Linked DNA regions of Homo sapiens: region 1 is linked to region 2. Evidence: read pairs that join two places in POLR2A ChIA-PET (ENCODE). Cell type or tissue: CD4-positive, alpha-beta T cell. All regions are shown on one strand. Each heading gives the region's core, and the rest is flanking DNA. Links, peaks and the distances in the headings are about the cores only. Region 1 has its middle 16 kb from the start of FCAMR. Region 2 overlaps PFKFB2 (6-phosphofructo-2-kinase/fructose-2,6-biphosphatase 2).

The links. ChIA-PET counts read pairs that join two places held together with the same protein. Peaks named below come from ENCODE experiments on the same cell type or tissue, not always from the same donor. Only the 100,000 strongest peaks of a DNase experiment are listed, where the experiment ranks them.
Region 1: POLR2A ChIA-PET joins it to region 2 with 5 read pairs; 3 of 35 experiments call an interaction of 5 or more read pairs at or near these places.

Annotation. Positions count from the first base shown.
Region 1 is chr1:206,984,759-206,989,151 of GRCh38, forward strand. No RefSeq gene overlaps it. Among named protein-coding and RNA genes, the nearest start is that of FCAMR, 16 kb to the left of the region's middle. In CD4-positive, alpha-beta T cell, for the core only: no CTCF peak of the experiment used is centred there; no DNase peak of the experiment used is centred there.
Region 2 is chr1:207,068,977-207,073,369 of GRCh38, forward strand. It overlaps PFKFB2 (6-phosphofructo-2-kinase/fructose-2,6-biphosphatase 2), which reads left to right. Exons shown (of 15, transcript NM_006212.2): 11 at 448-552; 12 at 1,304-1,433; 13 at 2,212-2,274; 14 at 2,533-2,597; 15 at 3,228-4,393. The coding sequence ends at 3,395. Among named protein-coding and RNA genes, the nearest start is that of C4BPB, 18 kb to the right of the region's middle. In CD4-positive, alpha-beta T cell, for the core only: no CTCF peak of the experiment used is centred there; a DNase peak (open chromatin) is centred at 2,645.

The sequences.
Region 1 (4,393 bases), core at 96-4,095, 84 kb before region 2:
ATACAATACAATACAATACAATACAATAGAAAAGAAAGCAATTTGTCAATATAATCCAAGAATCTCACTATTTGGAATTTATCCTAAGGAAATAATTTTAAAATAGGCACAAGTTAGCTATGCTTTTTATAATCACATTCATGTGACATTGTGATGATCATTAGACACATTTGACTCTCCCACCAGACAATGGGACATTGTGTTTTTTTCACCTCTGAATCAGCATGCTTAGTCTGGAGTCTGGCATAATTGTAGGTGGCAAATAAATGTTGCAGAATAATTATTTTGTTGTAGTATTTATATTATACTTAACAATTGAAACAATCTTAATTTTCAACAATAGGAGAATGACTAAATAAAATACAGTGTTGTCACTTGATGGAGATATTGTCAACTAAAATAATAATGAGTTCTCAGACATGGAAAACATTTTATATAATTGTAGCAAGTACGAATCTTAGAGTACATACTCAGTTGCAGCAAAAACGTAACTTTCTTTGATTTTCTATAGTAACATTTACATTCCTTTTCAAGCCCCGTTTTGACTAGTGGTCCACCCCGGTGTGTGTCCTGTTATGCTGATTCAGGGTAATCTCAGGCAATTCAAAGTCCTGTTGCCACGCCCTATTCCCAACTGCTTGCATTTTCCCTGGGGTAGTACCTAGTAGTTTGTCATTACCTGCTCCGATGGGCATCCACCAGGATGGGATGTCTATTGACTTCTTTCTCTTTGACCGTTGATCCATGCAGGACCTGGATTGTCCTCCGTTCCCTAATACAGAAGTTTTTCAGGCCAGCCTCTGACTTAGCCACATTCCATCTGCATCATCACATCACCCTGGCGCTGCGGGGAGTTCTGAGAGGTTGTCTTGGGTCCTCAGGTCCTAGCTGGGTCACCTGTAGCCTTTGCTGCTCTCATATGGTGCTAAGTAGAAGGACCTCTGTGACACATGTCATTTCCCTAGGCTCTTTTCATGGTGGGAGTTTAGGCCATATCCGTGGGGTTCCGGGGGTGCAGGCCGGGTGGGGAATGGACCCCAGGATATGCTCTTGCTCTTCTTTCTGATTCTCTGCAGCTCTGCCCTAGTTGGCAACTTTATCAAGGCTTTAGGGGTGAGGAAAGCTGGCTCTGACTGTTCATTTACTTCCAGATGCCTTTGTCTTTGGCCTGGATCTCAACTGTGAAATTCATAACCCAACATTTGATTGCTTTAATATTTGGTTCTGTTGTGACAACCCTTCAGAGACAGTCTAGGCAGAGCTAAGATGTGAAACACAACAGCAGAAGCCAAAATAAAAATGGAAGCCTAGATTAATGTATCAAAATATTAGTCTACTATAAAATGCAAAAATAAACAGAACCTCAGAACTTTGTTATAACTGTGTGAACGTTAGGTATAGGTATGGGCAAATACATGCAACAGGGAAAATCTTAAGCTAATTGTGTTAATCAAGAGAGAACGTGGATTTTTTTTCTTTAGCAAATTTCCTTCATATTAGTTATGTGTAAATACCAGCCATGTTGTTTGTGAAAAAGCTTAATCTATTTTACCTCCAATAATATAGCGCCTTCTTAGCCCCCTTATTTCCCATCTAATCTCCCATCAATCCCTGATGTGGCTTTTTCCTTCTAGTAAGGCCACTTCCCTTACCCAAAACCTGCTTACACCATCTTCCAAGACTTTGTTTAACCCAGTGGTTCTCAAACTTTAGCTACATCAGAATCCCCTGGAGCATTTGTTGAAATACAAATGGCTGGGCCCTGCCACCAGTTTTTCTGATTCAGTAGGTCTGGGATGGAGCCCAAGAATTTGCATTTCTAACAAGTTCCCAGGTGATGCCAATGTTGCCAGTTCAGGGACCACACTTTGCAAACCACTGGCTTAGCCACACCTTTTACCTGAAATGTTCCTTCTATTTGCCTTCTTCTTTCCTCTCTCCCTTGCTTTTATAAACACGTCATGATAACCTAACATGCATAACTGGCTTGAAGCACACCTTGAGGAGCTTTGGATAGTATTAACCGATTTATTCACGTATTTCATCCTACCTTTTTCTCAACAAAGTCTCAGAACTCTGATTATTTACTCTGCACCACCCCTACTACATATATAATACAGTCAGTGCTGTATTATTTTGGATTTATTAATGCATACCTTTGCAATTATTTCATGCAATTTTTCTCTCCCTAATCAGCCCTTTGAGGCTCAAACAGGCTATCGTTCTTTTCCTCCGTAGCAGGCACAGAACCAATGTTTGCTGATGGGGCTCACTGAAGGACAGGCATATCATTTATTAATAGAGCACTGGCTACAAAACCTGTCCCATCCAGCTGCTCTGCTCCACCCTTACTAGTCTTATGGAGTTTCCCCTCACCCTGTCCTTGTCGGGCAGTTTGCCTGTTCTCCTTTTGCAGTGAGTGAGTACCTCTCCCAATATATCCAAACCAATTCCCAGAGACAGCTGTACAGAGATAGGTGCAAACTACCATTTTAAAATGGATTTCATTATAAAAGTAATAATATCATTTCACAGTTGTATATTCAAAAATACACAAAAACCAAAGAAGTAAATTTAAATGTACCCATAACCCCACCACATCAAGACACACAGTTTTAATATCTCAAGGTTTATGTCTCACACATATTTTCCCACTAAATTAGACCAATCTGTAAGTACTGTTTTTCAACCCATGTTTTTTCATTTCCCAATATATCAAAGCTTATTTACTGATGTTATTAACCTTCTTTAATATCACTTTTAGTGGTTACAAAGCATTACATCATATACAGAGACTATAAGTTATTTAACAAACTCCTTAGTGGTTAATAACCAATCACTTGCTAATATAAATAATGATTCAGTGAATATCCTTATTCATTCCTCTTTGTATACCTGCCAGTGTTTTTCCCAAAATCACATTTCAATGGCTTTGATGCATATTGAAAAATTGCTAGCCAAAAACTTTACACTGCTCTCAGAGGTATATATAAAAGGCCTCTGCAAACCCTCACATGGTGCTCTCAAACTGTGGGACCTTGCCAATCTTATCAGTGAAGATGGTGTCTTCTTTTAATCTGAATATATTTCATCACTTGGGGAATGAATTTCAAATGACTGTTGATCATTTGTATTTCTTCCTCTGTGAATTGCCTGTTTTGAGTCATCTGCTTGGTTTTCTATTTTTTGTTTTTGTGACAGCAGACTAAGTTATATATTTCAATATGATCACCAAGACACAAGAGATAAATGACCCAGAGTGAGATGAGAGGCAGATGTGCAGAAAATTCTACAAAGAGAGCCAGTGAGGTGACTCTCTGCACTGAGGATGAGAGAGGGTGGTGGGTGGAGATGGGAGGTGGTAAGGCAGATTTCTTTGCAGAGAGCTGTGCTGAGACTGGCCTCCCTACCCCATTGAAGGAGGGGTGGTGCTTGCCCCTTGCCTCAAGTCTAGTGAGATGAGCTTCAGTTGACTGCTTAGAGAGTGTGTGTTCCCTGCCGCTAGGACAATAGCTGACTCCCCACTATGGTCATTAGGGAGGAGATGAGGCAGGTTACCTAGCTGCTTTGGGAGTAGAGTGAGCCAACCAGAGTTGCTGTTACCCTGAGATTGGCCTGCATCTCAGATTCTATCCAGGCAGAGAAAGTGAGCTTCCTGTGGACCAGAAGTGGAGGTGACTGATTCAGGAAGGGGAAACACACTGGAGCCATTTTCAATCCCACCCCAAACAACTTCTGCAGTAGGCAGAATAATCGCCCCCAAAGATGTTCCCATCCCAATTCCTGGAACCTGTTGATATGTCACCTTACCTGGCAAAAAAGACTTCCCAGATGTGATTAAGAATCTTGAGGTGGGGATATTGTCCTATTATTGGGGTGGTCCTGATGTACTCACAAAGGTCCTTAAATGTGGAAGAAGGAGGTAGAAGGATCAGAGAAGATTTTCCCATAACTTTATTTTATAAATATTATATGATATATACTTACAAATTTCTGCTATCATATTGTATTTTACAAGAACTTTGTCTTGTTTTCTAAATCTCCCTTTAAAAACATGTAACATTCTATTCTTGATTCATAGTTGCAGTATCTCCATATGTTTCCAAGGATATTAATTATAGATTTTTAAAAAATTATACAGTTTTCTTATAATTCCTTCATCATCTCTATTTTCTCTGAGTTCCTTCTTCTGGATTCTTTATTTTGATCTCTGGCTTTCATTTTGGAGGCTTTCTGCGAATGTCTAGTGTTCCCAGTATGTGTGTTCGTATTTCAGACCAAGGCACCTAAATTTTGCTTGGGTTGTGCATATATGCAGAACTTGTCAATTAGCAGGCTTCACTGTTGGGCTTTTGGTTTTGGTGCTTTGGCATTTTTTCAGCAAGAACCCAAG
Region 2 (4,393 bases), core at 161-4,160:
CCTTGTGATCCACCCGCCTTGGCCACCCAAAGTGTTGGGATTACAGGCATGAGCCACCGTGCCCGGCCGACATTTCTTTTTCTTTCCTTCCTTCTACCCTTTTATTTTTCATGCAAGGTCTCCAGTCCCTTCAGTTTCCCTCCTTCTCTGCTTCCTGTTCCTTTTAGCCTCTTGACTTTCTTGACCTGTAAGTTCCCCCCAGTAGTAGGAGAATGTGGTAGCTTGAGCTAGAGAAGTTGCCTCTTTCCGGCAGTGGTCCTCACCCGGTGAGTCACAGACACTCTGTGACACTCTGGTCACAGGCAGCTGCAATACATGAAAGGACCCAGCACAGTGCCTGGCACGTACTAAGAAACTAGCATTCTTCAATGTCATCTTCCTTATTTGGGATGGGGCTGGTGTGGTACAGTCTATCTCTTCAAGCCAGCTTCAAGTGGCTTTTTGCAGGGTGTGTGTGAAGAGATGACCTATGCAGAGATTGAGAAACGGTACCCAGAAGAGTTTGCACTTCGAGATCAAGAGAAGTATCTGTATCGATATCCTGGTGGGGAGGTAAGACGCCCCTGTCATGTAAAGTGACTGCCTAGACCCTTGCTGAGTGTTTAACTTTAATTTGGGGGAAGGATTGAATGTGATTTGGAGGGTCTAGGCATCATTTATCTTCCTTCCCTTGGGTCATTTTGGTTTCATTCAGCTTAGACAATCGAATGCCTCATTAATTGTTAAGATTCCCAGGGATAAGGGTGACAAGGCATCCTCTGTTCAGTATGTTTTAGAATCAACACAATCATTTTTACTTCTTTTTTTCCTTGTACTCTCTCAATCCCACCCCCACATAAGTAAGTGGAGTCACCAAGTAAATATATGGGATAGGAATTATTTCCCTGTCATCTTGAGTGTTTTAGGCTATTTCCTTGTCTAAGTGGCTTCCATACTCTAGGGATGTGTGAGGCAAAAGTAAATAAAACTGAATGGCAGAGGTACAGGAAACCCCTAGGAGTCTCTTGTCTCACTGCCTGTATTAATCTGTGGGAAGAAAAAACACACACACACAGGTTGAACTCACACTTCCTCTTCTTAACCTGTAGTTTTCTTGGTCTAAATATTGCTTTTGAAAGATCTGAGTTTTCTCAAGAGATACCAGGGCTGGGGGCAGTTAGCAGGTGATGTAAACTCACTGAGCCTCCAGGAGGAAAGCCAGCTGAGGAAGAAGAAGTGGCCCTTAGTCTCCAAGGTCCAGCCACTGACTTGGCTGCCAGCTTGCACCTGGGCTCCTGCCAGCCTGCCCCATTTCCCTCCACAGTCATACCAGGACCTGGTGCAGCGGCTGGAGCCTGTCATCATGGAGCTGGAACGTCAGGGCAATGTCCTCGTCATCTCCCACCAGGCTGTCATGCGCTGCCTCCTGGCCTACTTCTTGGATAAGGGCGCAGGTGCCTTTGAGGGAGGGGCTGGGAGACACATCCAGTGGGAGAGGGCTGGACTTGCAGTGGCACCAGGATTCCTGGGAAACAGACCTCCCTGTCTCCACTCAAATTAGAGTACTTTCTCCAGACAGCAGTGTGGGGCTCCCAGCAGCCACTGAGTCAATGACTTGCTGAGTTCACTCTGCTGCTACGAAAGCTTCCAATGGAGAGTGGCTGCTGCTGGTGCTCCTTGATCCTGCCTGGCTCAAGGGCCAGTGTCATGCTGACACTCCTGGCAGCATCAGGACAGTGGTTGAATATTCCCAGCCTGCCACGCTGCCTACTAGGAGGGTGGTATCTTAGGAGCAGCAGTTGTTTCTGGGTAAGGGCAGTAAGAAGGTGCCGTTGCCTTCTTCCATACTTCGCTTCCCGATCTTCGGGAGCTCCTGGGAAGCCTGCATTGTGGATGCTGAGCTCAGCATCCTGAGCTGCTTGGAAGCTGTTGTGGTCAGACCTTATTGGCCTTTGCTGTACCCAGGTGACCCCCTTCCATTGGGCTCTCTGGCTACAATACTTCCTGTTTTTGCCTGCGTGGAAGGATCTAAGATGGCCTTATTTCCTTCCTTAGCCACTCAGAAGGTTGGGTGGCTTTGTGGTCTGGGGTTTAAGGGAGGAGTTGTACAACTCTAAGAGGTGGTCAAAGTAAGGGAAACTCATTATGAGCTCTGTAGATTCTTTCTTCCACTAACTTGACCTTACTCCATAATACTAAGAGACTTCCCTCGCCTGGTCTTTCTGTTTTCAGATGAGCTACCATACTTGAGATGCCCTCTCCATACCATCTTCAAACTTACTCCTGTGGCCTATGGTAACTATGCACATAGGGGCTGGCAGGAGCTGGGAATTGAGGAAGGTCAGAATTTTCTCTGAAGTTTGTCTAGAGTTCAGCTTCATTATCCCTATATACCAGGGAAGCTCCATCAGTGCCTTCTGTTTTGAAAGGGATGTATGCATGACTGTGTGTATTGCAGAATGCGTACATTCCTTTGTGGTATACTTTCCCATAACTAAGGAATTTTCCATTGAACCTTTTTCTTTAAGTCCTCTCTTTCCTCTGTTTTCTCAGGGTGCAAAGTGGAAACAATTAAACTTAACGTGGAGGCTGTGAACACGCACCGTGACAAGCCAACTGTAAGTATTTTCCCACGATGAACACACCAGTTTCCCTGCCACCTTGAGTCTCTGAAGCTTTGACATCAAGAGACTGGGGTTTCTTTTATGTACAAAAGGGAAACAGATTCAGAACTTACGTCCAAATGTAGTTTGCTACGTCTGAAACTGATGTTGGAATTATTTTTTTTTTAAATTAGTACCCCTTTCATGAGTCTTAACCTTGAATGTTGGCTCCTGGAAATCCAATTAAATATGGAAAGTGTTTGGCTGAAGTGAAATGCAAATTACTACCCCCCTCCAACCCCAAGTGTCCCTTTAGAAAGCAGAGTCCAGAGGAGCCTATAAGGTGGGGGTCAAGAGGTGTAGGTTTGTTCCTAGGTCTGTCACTGGTAATCTGTGTGGTCTTCAATAAGCCCCTTCCTTTCTTTGGGTCTTTTTCCTGCTTTGGAATGTTATGCTCAAGGAGCTTCTCCCTTTTAGCCCCCTGATGCTAGGAGGCCAGGCCATGGGCCATGCCCTGTGAGGGACCCTGTGTGCAGAGGAGCAGGAGTGAGGGAAGCTGTTGTGGTTACAAGCGCATTATTAACCTGTATGAGTGAGCTTTTGGCTTGGCTTTCATTTGTGTGGTGTCACTCCATTTCCAATCAGAACAACTTCCCCAAGAACCAAACCCCTGTAAGGATGAGAAGGAACAGCTTTACGCCTCTGTCCAGTTCGAATACAATAAGGCGTCCAAGAAATTACAGTGTTGGGAGCCGGCCCCTCAAGCCCCTCAGCCCTCTCCGTGCCCAGGACATGCAAGAAGGGGCCGACTAGCCGAAGACCCAAGTCAGCATTCCGGTGGTGTAACTGTGTGTTTCCCTCCAGCCCTGGCCTCCTGCCCTTGTCACTAATCACCAAGGAGTCATTAACTTCCTCCCTCTATGCCCACCCCTGACACTTCACCATTAATCTTAACACAGAACATGAGGTTATGTGTTTATAGGACAACTTAAGCTGTTCTTCAGTTTGAAACATCTTTTCACCCAGGGGCAAGTTAGCAAATTGAGTCTTTTAGGACAGATTCTCAGATGGGATGATCTGGAGGAGGAGGAAAAAGATACACTCCCTTGGGGCTGAGCATGCCCCACACTCTTGGATCTTCTCTCTGTTCCCTGGTGTCTTCACTAATGTCCTCATGTTGGTGAAGTGTTGGGGGATGGAGGGCGGGTGAGCAGTCGGGGGACAAAAAGTCTATTTTTCCTTCACTTTTGTCTCTTCAATGTGTGTTTTCCTCACACTCCTTACTTGACTGCTTTCTTCCCCCACTTTCATGTCCCCTCTGGATTGTCCAGTGTAATGCATGGCATTGTGGTGTCTGTCTAGGAAGGAAGGGGTGATTGACAAGAGACAAGTCTGGCCCAGTTAATGCTTTCTGCAGTGGGTCTAAATGGATCTGGACTGGAGGAGTCTTTCCTTTCCTTTCTCCCTTCCTCTCCAGCCAGGTCCTGTAAGGGCCAGCCCAGACTACAGGACATCCACAGAATATTCTGGAGCTTGCAAGTAGACATAGGGTGAGAGTTCTTGCCTCCTTTCATGAGAAACAGTTCTAAGTCTTCGATGCCCTGGGAGAATCTGGCTCTGAGCATGTGGGAAATGTCTTGGTTTTTATTTTTAATTTAGAGTCAGGCCTGGGTCTTTTGAGGTCTGCAGAGTGGGGTTTAGGAGAGTAGGGTGGGCTCTAGCTCTTGCAGGGCTCTTAGAGAGCAGTCATGTCTTTTCTCCCATGACTCTCAGGTTCTTTGCCAATCACAGCAACTTTTCCTGCCAAAGCC